2 separate regions of the Homo sapiens genome follow, and region 2 is linked to region 1. A link is a contact called in ENCODE Hi-C data. All regions are on one chromosome and are shown on one strand. Each heading gives the region's core, a stretch centred on a gene start or an enhancer-like site at or near the end of the contact. The rest is flanking DNA. Distances are from core to core; before and after follow the strand shown. Region 1 overlaps VPS8 (VPS8 subunit of CORVET complex). Region 2 holds the start of C3orf70 (chromosome 3 open reading frame 70).

The links. Hi-C counts contacts between places; a loop is a spot of excess contacts on that map. Pooled maps may share reads with other maps.
Region 2: a map of endothelial cell of umbilical vein shows a loop between it and region 1 (2.5-fold over the local background). The contact joins the promoter of C3orf70 here to the enhancer-like site in region 1. A Hi-C loop is called at or near these places in 2 of 168 maps with a recorded cell type or tissue (cardiac septum and endothelial cell of umbilical vein) and 1 of 50 pooled maps.

Annotation. Positions count from the first base shown.
Region 1 is chr3:185,042,884-185,048,064 of GRCh38, reverse strand. The region is part of intron 46 of VPS8 (VPS8 subunit of CORVET complex); the gene reads right to left. Among named protein-coding and RNA genes, the nearest start is that of C3orf70, 110 kb to the left of the region's middle. Within about 2 kb of position 2,209, at least 7 of the 41 ENCODE cell types and tissues checked have a DNase peak (open chromatin) inside an H3K27ac peak, as active enhancers do; they include endothelial cell of umbilical vein, where a contact is called at or near this core.
Region 2 is chr3:185,150,788-185,155,968 of GRCh38, reverse strand. It overlaps C3orf70 (chromosome 3 open reading frame 70), which reads left to right and starts at 2,909. Exons shown (of 2, transcript NM_001025266.3): 1 at 2,909-3,341. The coding sequence starts at 3,146. RefSeq lists an enhancer at 2,724-2,863 and a silencer at 3,284-3,503.

The DNA of each region.
Region 1 (5,181 bases), core at 960-3,459:
AATCTCATCCCTGTCTCATTATAAAGCTGGTCGCCACCTATGGGGTTGCAAGATTCGTCTGCTGCTTTTGGGAAAAGGGCCGGTCTAGCCTGCTCTTACAGCAGCCATGTTTTGTTCCACCTGTTATTGTGGTGGGACCTGCCAAACTGCGGTTCTTCTCTCAGTGGACCTGATCCAGCTCATATGCAGAGAGAAGAAATGGGATCCTGGGGGAGGCGGCCATAAGCTTTGGAGTCAGAGGAGAATCTGGATACTAGTTCTGACAGTAACCTGCTATGTAACTTTAGGCAAGTCACCTCACTTCTCTAAGCCTCAATTGCCTCACCTGTGGGAAGGAAGGGGTAATGCTTACCTTTTGAGATTACCAAAAATTAAATGAGATATATATTTAAAGTGTCGCCTGCCTAGTACCAGGCGAGGGCTCAGTATACGCTAGCTTTTCTTACAATTCAGAGATACCCATAGTTAAAAGTTGATTTCAGAAGTGTTTTTGTTTATGTATAAGATTGGTAAAAGGACGTTTTTCTTTGCCCTATATCATGAACCTGTCCCAAGCGTCTGCACTGCACAGGTTGGTGGGTAAGAGCCTGCACTGCAGAGTTCATCAGCCTAAGCCCAAACCCTGGCTTTAGCAATTACTAGCAGCATAATCTTAGGCAAGTTCTCCGAGTTGGGTACTTTTTGCTTGTTTGTTTGTTTTTGCTCACATGGGGATAATGACTATAGCTACATCACATAAAGTGGCTATGAAGATTCAAGAAGGTAATGCACACAGAACACGTAGCAGATGCACGGGACTCTGCAAGTTCTCACTGAGCGCTACTAACTAGAGAGCACAGGAAGGCCCGCAGGTACTGCGCACAGAGCCAGTCTCCAAGAAGCAACATCATGTGGCCCTCGTCCTGATGTGGCTACAGAAACAGAAAGGAAGGGGACATCAGAGCAACGTGCACAGGCAAAACTGGGTAATGAAGGAGGTTGGGGGATGTGCAGGAGAGGGTATGCCGAGTGTGAGAGGGAAAACTTTATGGAAATGAGAGCTGCTAAGGTCAGCTCCCTCTGTCTTGCTCACCAGTGCCCAGTACTGTGCTTGCACAGAGCAGCCACAGAGTCATCATCTGCTGATCAAATGAAGGGATGGGAGGGCCGGCATGCAGATTTCTGATTTCTTACTATTTATCACTGGCGTTGTGACCAACCCTCGCCATGCAGTAAGAACACAGGGCAGGGCTCTGACACACTTGGGCTCAATCTGGACTCTGCCCAAGACTAGGTGAGTGGCTCTGGGCAAGGAATTTAGCTTCTCTCAGTCTCAGTTTCTTTATCTGTAAAACTCTACTTTGCAGAATTGTTATGAAAATTAGACATAATGTATGGGCTTGGCATCTATTTGATGTTCAATCAATGGCAGTAATTACTGCGATTGTGTTGTTTATACTCCCAGAGAGAAGTGTCCCCCTAGAAAGAACAATGGGATGAAATCAGGAAACATGGGCTCCAATCCTGTTACCAGCTCCCTGTATAACCTGAGGAGGTCACATCTCTCCTCTGAGTCTTTGTTCCAATTGATCAAAGGGCAATGCCACCTCAGGCCACACTCCACCATCCAGGGAAGAGGTGGGCACCATGAGATTAACAGGCATTTAGGGCATGAAAGTTTCAAGAAAAACAGTAATGTTTACTGAGCCTAATCATGGCTTTTATCTTTTACTGCATATTCAGAAGCAAATTAGGGGCAATGTCACAAAGATACATGGCAGCCCTGAAGATAAGTAACAGTTTCCGTCTACAGATGCCAAATTAAGGTCAGACAAAAAATAAAGGGGAAGCAACCAAATATGAACATAATCTCTGTTCACTCCAAAAACATAAAAGTATTCTCAGACCACTAAACCTCCCCAAGGATAAAACTGGTTAGGAGTGATTTTCCAACTGGAAGAGAAGGAAAAATGCATTTGCTGCTGTCTGTTAGAGCAAATTTCTTTCTTCCCATGTAACAAAGTCCAGTGTTAAGAGCTAAAAATTAAACTGTAGTGAATACGAGAGGAAGAAACAGTGGCAACCCTGGAAATGACCTTGTAGTACTCAGCATTAAAGGAAATCCTGTGGAAAACGAGGTCCTGATGATCTCTGAGAGCCCCAGGGAGAGGGGTGTTGGGCTAACATGGGGTGCCAGCACATTGCAAAGCTCAGTGACTCACAGATGTGGAAGTGGGAGCAGTAACTACATCCGCTGGAAGGAAGAAAACAAATCAGGGCTTTCAGGATCCACAGACCTCTTTTTTTTTTTTTTTTTTTTAGACGGAGTCTTGCTCTGTCACCCAGGCTGGAGTGCAGTGGCGTGATCTCAGCTCACTGAAACCTCAGCGTCCCAGGTTCAAGCAATTCTACTACCTCAGCTGAGTAGGAGAGATTATAGGCATGTACCACCATGCTCGGCTAGTTTTTGTGTTTTTAGTAGAGATGGGGTTTCACCATGTTGGTCAGGCTGGTCTTGAATTCCTGACCTCAGGTGGTCCACCTGCCTCGGCCTCCCAAAGTGCTGGGATTACAGGCATGAGTCACCGTGCCCGGTCACAGACCTCTTAACAAACATATCAAGCTCTGATATAGGAAAACAACCATGATCCACTGCCACCCTACAGGGCAAGTTCTCAAGAACAGGGATGGTACTACTCCTAGGGATACTGGACACGAAGCCTTCCAAATCATACTTGAAGACACGGACAGTCACAGAAGCCTGAGCTCGGCTTGTTCGTTTCTTACTCTCTACAATTACTAAGATCCTGAAATCAAAACCCTAACACTTCCTTTCCTAATTATCTTTCTACACTAACACATGAGAAGATCAAACCTAGTTTGCGAGAGACACGGGCCACTTTGTATTGACACTGGTGGCAATGAAGGTGGAGATGGAGTAGGACGAGTGGACTGAGAAGCATATTTCCACCTTTTCTCCCTGCCTGCCCTCCACCTCACTTTCAAATCTTTCCTTGTATCTCTTATAGCCTCAGCCAGTCTTTTGCCACCACCTAAGCTGTTTCACACTGGAGGTCCTTAATAGTTAAAAGTTTTGCCTAAATCAAAGTTTGGCTTCAGAGATAAAGGAAAAGCCACACACCTCCTTCCCCTCTGCAACCAGGAAATACCTTTTCTAAATTCCCATCCACAACACAGTTTGCTCTCAGATTGAACCTGACTCTTCATAGACCCTCATTCTCCAATGCCTCAAAACTCTCAGTAGGTCCCAGCTAATAATGAATTAGGTAATGAAATACTACAACAGGCAGACAAGTTGCTAAGCTGCCTAGAGAGAGGAGGGGAAAATGTGGCAGAAAGTCTCTGCAGGAGATTCATTTAGAGTAGTAGTCATGACCCTAGAATGAGCAGTTCTAAGGGAGGCGAGTGCTTGAGGCCACAGAGACAGACTGAAAGGCTCAGTGAAAAATAACCTTAAAAACCCAAGCCCTTCGATACCACAATTAAAAAGAAACAACATGGTGACCGTTCACAGCACAGGGGAAAAACACTGGTTTACGTTTTCTCAGATGCGACAACCCTCCCTCCCCTGCTGCAGCGGCTCACTTTATCGATCGTGTAATAACCATGTGCCAGTCACTGTTACAGGTACTTAGCATGGATCATCTCATTTAATGATCTCAAAAACCCTACGAGGTAGGTACTTTTCTTATTGTTATTTTACAGGTGAAGAAACTCAGGTCCTGGGATTCAGTGATATGCCAAGGTCACTCTGGTTGGTGGTGGAGCCCAGATCTGAATTGGGACAGTCCAGTTCCAGAGATGCCTTTCGTCTGCCATTCTCTCGGCAGCAGTCTGGAAGAAGCCTGACGAAAGTCACTTTCTTTCTTTTTTTGAGACGGAGTTTCACTCTTGTTGCCCAGGCTGGAGTGCAGTGGCACGATATCAGCTCACTGCAACCTCTGCCTCCTGGGTTCAAGTGATTCTCCTGTCTCAGCCTCCCAAGTAGCTGGGATTACAGATGCATGCCACCATGCCCAGCTAATTTTTGTATTTTTAGTAGAGACGGGGTTTCATCATATTAGTCAGGCTGGTCTTGAACTCCTGACCTCTGGTGATCCGCCTGCCTCGGCCTTCCAAAGTGCTGGGATTATAGGTGTGAGCCACTGTGCCCAGCCGAAAGTCACTTTCAAGGGACCCAAAAGGTTGTGTGAGGAGCAGTGTAGGACTTGCCTGGGTCAATTTGCCTAATCAAGCTCCTGTGAAACTGACGGACACCTGCCCTCCTTCTGGGGATCCTTCATGATTCTGCTTTAATTTCAAAACTCATCCCATCATTCTATAAAGTATAAACAAAAGACCCATGAGAGAGAACGAGAGAGCAGCTAATGGAAATAAATATAGCTACTAGTGTTCTGCTTAAAAATGACTTTGGAAGCCTAGACCAAAGCCCAGTGTTAAGAACTAAGCTTCATTCTGCAGTGAGACATTTCACATACAATGTCATGACAGTTTTGGGTACACACTAGGCGTTCACGAATGCCTTCTGCCATCACAGAAAAAAGTCTGAACTTGGCTCTGACACTAATTAGTTGTGTTGATATCCCTCATATCAGTTGTCTCAACTACAAACAGGGAAATCTCTGCACAGCCTACCTTACAAGGCTCTTTCTTGTGAGGGAAGGGCTGGGAAGGGAAATGGAGAAAGCTCATTTCCTGTTGTCCATTAGTCTCTGGCCTTCTGCTAGCTGCGTTTGTGTTTAATGTATACATTAGCCCAATGAAGGAGAAATTATTTTCTCTAATTTACCTGTGAGGAAACTGAAGTTTAGACATATTAAAATACAGCTTGTAAGAGACAGGGTAACTCTTGATAACAGGTCTAACCCTAAAGCCCACTATGACATGTTAGTGACAAACATAAGGTGCTCTGAATGTATACGGTTTCATGGGCTGCTCGCGGACACCCTGGGTTGCCTGGTCTGTGTCTGTAGGGGCTGATGCTACATCTGCCCGAGTGCCTACCGGGATCCTGTGTGGTGCCATCATAAGGTTAGCACTAGGTGAAGGCTGTGTCATTAGATGAGGGAACCTAAGTATCTTCTGTTTGGTGTTGGTCACCTGTTTTTGCTCCCTCACAAAAGAAAATGTCCCCCAATTGGTTTAAAGTCTTTGAAACCCACATACTGTTCCCACACAGGA
Region 2 (5,181 bases), core at 1,660-4,159, 110 kb before region 1:
GAGTAGCATTCTTAAAGGGGAGCTGGAGAGGTGGTCAGCAGCTACAGGACAAGTTCATATTTATGATCAAATTGTATGCTATTATGCAATAATTATGGTTAGAGATTTTAAAATTTCCTTTAGAGATATACACCAAAATATTAATGGATGAAACGATTTGATGTTTGAGATTGGCTTAAAAATGATCCAGTGGACAGGTTGGGGGCCTGGAGTGGGTGGCGCTGTAGATGAAACAAGGTTTTCTAAATGAGTTCATAATCGTTGAAACTGGGTGATGGGTACATGGGTACATGGGGGGTTATCTTCATCTCTCTATGTTTGTATATTTTGGAAAGTTTCATAATAAAAAATTTAAAAATCGTATCCCAACAACACATCCTGAAAGCTGTGTGTATATATTTGAGAGGTCACAGCAATTACCTCCTCCCGCTCCACACCAGACAGTAGAAATCAATAACGTCTTTAGGGCAAGGTGATGGAATGAGTTTCATGGTACAGAAAATGTAAAGGCTTCTCAACTTCAAATCACGTGTCTAACCTAAAATAAGGTGTTTGGATAATTCATCTTGCCTCCTAGCTAAAGTGCTATATTGCATGCTTTCTCATGCTCATTTTTTACTAGCTGAGATGGTTTATTTCATATATTGTGGAATCTTACCACATGGTTCACCCTGGGGTAAAAGTCAGGGGAAGGATCCCATACAAGTATTAGTTACTGAAATACAGAGAGGATGCCGTCATAAGGCCTTCTATGATAGGGGCAGTATTAGAGTGAGTTATAGGTTGGAGAAAGAGAAAAATAGGGTAGAACAGATGGAAAGTCCCCTTTGAAAAATTGTTGGTTGGCTTGCTGCAGTAATAATGGAGTATGGATTTCTTTGATTAAGATTTCTCTGCCTTTTACTTCCGTTATTCTGAGGTAGGTCAGACTGTGAAGTTAACAGCAGGGGTGCATAGATTTTGTGTCAGAGATGTATTCCTTTAGGATTTTTTTGAGGCGGGGAGCAGTTGGGGTGGAAGCTGATGAGATGATTCTTCATGTTTGCAACTGTTTCAATGTTAGGTTAATGGGGGAACTAGAGTTTGTGATTTTGATTCAGACCTTTCTGGAAAATACTTTTGCTGCCAAATTGAGTCTCTCCCCAATCCCTAATAAATGAAGATTTCACCAGAGTCAGATATATGCAAATTACATTTCCCTTCTCAAGCCAAGGTTACATAAAAGGGAAAATTATGAAAGATTGCTTATGGCAGCAAGGATTTTCAAGCTTGAGGATGAATTTGGTTGTTTCAAAACCATGATGAGTCTCTTGTCAGTGCAAAGCAGGAAAGGCATAAAGGAGAAAGTGGACCTGGGCATAAACATGTTCCCACACAGTGTTTGTGCTGAAAGCCTTGTTCCTTGAACAAGCATTCTTCTGTGCGTTTGGCAAATAAGGAGGGGGTGTCCCCTCCTCTTCTGTGTTCAAGGCTGGGTTCTGGCCTTGTTGCAGGGAAACACTAATTCCCAGCAGTGCACCATGGGAGCAAATGGTTTGTTTCCTCTTCAGTGAATCCAGCCTGGGGTCGGTTCTCAGCAGCAGAGCCTGGCATGGAAAATCTATTTGGAGCAACTTGTCCCCAGGAGGGAAGAGTGCGAGCCAACTGTGTGGGGAAGCCGCAGCCACCACAGGGTCAGTCACACCTGCTGGCCAGAGCAGGCGCTAACACAGAAAGGCAGAGTCCTCCGCATACATGAGTCCTGTTTGTGTGCCCACCCACTCCTATGTACCACACACACCCGATTTGATCCGTATATGCCATGTGCACACTCGACATGCCAGATACACGCACTGCACTGCCACACATATACCATACACACACCACTCTGTATTACTAAGCATACCCACCCCCACAACACGTGCACAAGCACATGCACGTCCAACTACACACATATACATATTCTGCACGCCACACACACTCAACCACACACACACCACCCACACTCCACCTCAGTTATAACATTCATTTCACATACACACGTATACACACACCTCACCAGTCACTTGCATCACGCATACCACCCACCATGTACCATGAACACACCTAACCACACACAACCACACACGCATACCCACCATACATACTCCAAATAATCATACACACGCACGCAACACACACATCCCATGCACACCAAACTACACATACGCAGACACACACACACATCAATGCACCCAGCTTTGTTGCTTTCCCGCTCAACGGAGGCGGGGGTGGGAGGAGAAGGGGGAGGGGCTGCGGTCCCGGCGAAGGTTGGGGCGGGCGCGGGAAGGCCCGGGCGCACTGGCCTGGGGTTTGGGGCGAGGCGGGCAGGGGTTGGCGGTGCTGGCCCCTGACGCGCCCTGTGGCCGCGCTGGGGCAGGAGGCCCGCCCTGGGTGGGGGGAGTGCGCGCGTGTGCACGAGCGTGTGCGCGCCTCCCAGGGGCTCCATGCCCAGACACGGGGAGGTGTGTACGAGGGAGATGTGAGACGCCTGTGGGGACAGGCTGTGTGTGTGAGATCCTCGCTACGCGATGCACCCGGCCCGGGCCACTAGGAGGTTCGGGTGGGCGTGGGCCAGGTGTGCGCAGCCCTCCGTGGAGCGTGTGGACGCGTGTGTCAGTTCTCGGTGGCCAGTGTCACTCGGGGGGAAGTGCATATGTAGGCTGGCGTGCATGTGAGTACAAAGCGGCCGAGGAGTGTGTGTTCACCACGGCCCTCCGTCGGGGTCTTTCTCCGAGGAAGGAGTGAGTATGTGAGGAGGACCTCGCTGTGACCGGCGGGGACGCCGACGGCCAAGCTCCCCAGCGGCGTGTGTGTGAGAAGGCCGGGCTCGCTGAGGAACGTCGCGCGGGGCCGACCGGCGCGCGCCTGTGCGCGTGCGTGTGCGCGTGGGGCGCGGCGCGCGCCGCGCCGGAGGGAGGGAGGCTGCCAGCCCGGACCCGGTCGCAGCGCCCGGGGCGGCTCCTCCTCGAGCCTGGGACCGCCGCGCTCCCGCCGCCGCCGCGTGCTGGCGTGACTCCCGGCCCGTGCCGCGCCCTCCCGCGTCCGCAGCCGGCTCGGCTTCCTGCCCACCCAGACGTCGCTTCTCCCGGGCTCCCGGTGTCGGCTCCGCGCGGAGGGAGAGGAAATGAGTGCGGCGGCCTCGCCGGCGTCGGAGCGGGGTTGGAAGAGCGAGAAACTAGATGAGGCTCAGGCCCTGGCGCGGAGTTGCGCCGCCCGCAGACCCGACTTCCAGCCGTGCGACGGGCTGTCTATCTGTGCCACGCACAGCCATGGCAAGTGCTTCAAGCTGCACTGGTGCTGTCACCTAGGATGGTGTCACTGTAAGTCGAGCCGCGTCTTCCCGCCTTCCGCCGCGGTCCGGGGGACGCCCGCCGGGCCGTCCGGGGTCGCTGCCGGAACTCTGCGGCCGCGGGGCTCCGGGCTCTGCCGGGGCTGCTCTGCCGGAGGCTGGGGCCGCCGTGGGCTCCGGGCCCGCCGGAGCTTTCCTTGCGCCGGACGGCTGGGGTTGGCGCTGCCTTGACGACGAGATGAAATCCCGTGGGGCGCCTCGCTTTCTTTAGCTACTTCTACAAAAGGGAGCTCCCTGTCCCAGGGAAGCGGGAATCTGGTTTTTTTTCTTTTCTTTTTCTTTTTTTGACCAAGGCGTCCAGGCGGTGTTTTGAGAAATGGGAGCGAGCCAGCTGAGTTGGCGACAGCTGTTGGGGATGCCTTTTTTCAAGGTTGCTGGTTAAAGATGCTCCTCTTTTTCTTTCTCACTTTTGTCTTCCTGGGCTGCTATTTAAAAGAAGGAGCCCTTGGATATCCAATTGTTTCCCCCTTGATTGTACCCAAATTGAGAAAAAGCGCTAATGTGGGAGGGATTGCTTCCAAGAAGTTAATATTAACAGTTTGGAAGGTCGAGCTCCTTAAATACCCAGATGTAGAATTTAGAGCCAAATAAATGAGACTTATAAAATTACAAAATAAAATGAGTGAAAGTAAGCTTAATAGTCTTAAACCAATTTATAAAAGCTAGAACCAAATGGTCTAAACCCTTTCTCTGTGTTTAGCCTCCTGCCTGTGATTTTTAAATAGATTAAACTTAAGTAGCCATTTAATTAGAATTTCACAATTTGATTAGCTAATAGTATTTGGACTATATCCGATGAATCATTCATTTTAAGAAATATATTCTAAAGTTAGTTTCCACATATATTTGTAATAGAGGGTTTTGGAGTGCTTATTTAGGACATTTTCCAAGTGATCTTAAGTTAAAATGAATTTTTCTTTGTTGAGAAAAAAATAGCTGACAACCAGGAATGCAGTACATAACAAATCCTTATTTACATTAATCGAACATAAATGAATATTTTAAATCGAATTTATGAATTCAAGGATAGAGGATCATTTTCTTTACAAATTCCAGGCACATAGAACAGTATTGATTTCTGGTGTTCCATTTGCTTATGGGCCAGTTTCTTCCTATTTCTCATTATTCCTGTTGTGCTCAGATCTGTTCTCTTTTGTTAGTATAAAGCATTGCTTCACGGTGGGACAGGGTACCGAGTTGGAAGTAGCAACTCTAGGAAACCTGGGATGCTGAAGTGCACAAGTAGAATCTGGACTTTCATTCATTTCGTGGGAAAGTATAGAATCGTTGTGTAAAATGTGAGGAATGTTCAAGATAGTCCAGGTTACTGTCTGTCTTATTTTGACAGTGTCTTCTCTAAGTACACCGTTACTGATGGGAACCTTGCAGTTTTCTCAGACAGCTTCTCCCTTCATTAGCCTTGACTCTTAAAATACTCTTCCTTATATGGAGCTGAAATCAGTTACTTTCTAACTTCTTTCTTCTGCTCCTATTTCTGCCTTATGAAATCATATAGAACAATTGAATCCTTTTTTAGATCATGGCTGTTTCAACTCTTCATATATACATTGCTGAATATACATATGAATGTCTTGCACATATGGACTGTCTTCTCTCTGTATCCCTGGCCATTCTCACAATGTCTTTCCTGAAATAGGTTTAACAATAATGTTCATTGAATGACTGAATGAAGCTAGTGATCATCTTTCTCTTAAGGCATTTCTTTGTCCTATTTATACATTTCCAGTCCCTTCTGCCTTTCCTTTTATGGAATAGTATTCAGGCTCCTAAGCATCTTGGTTGTTCTCTTC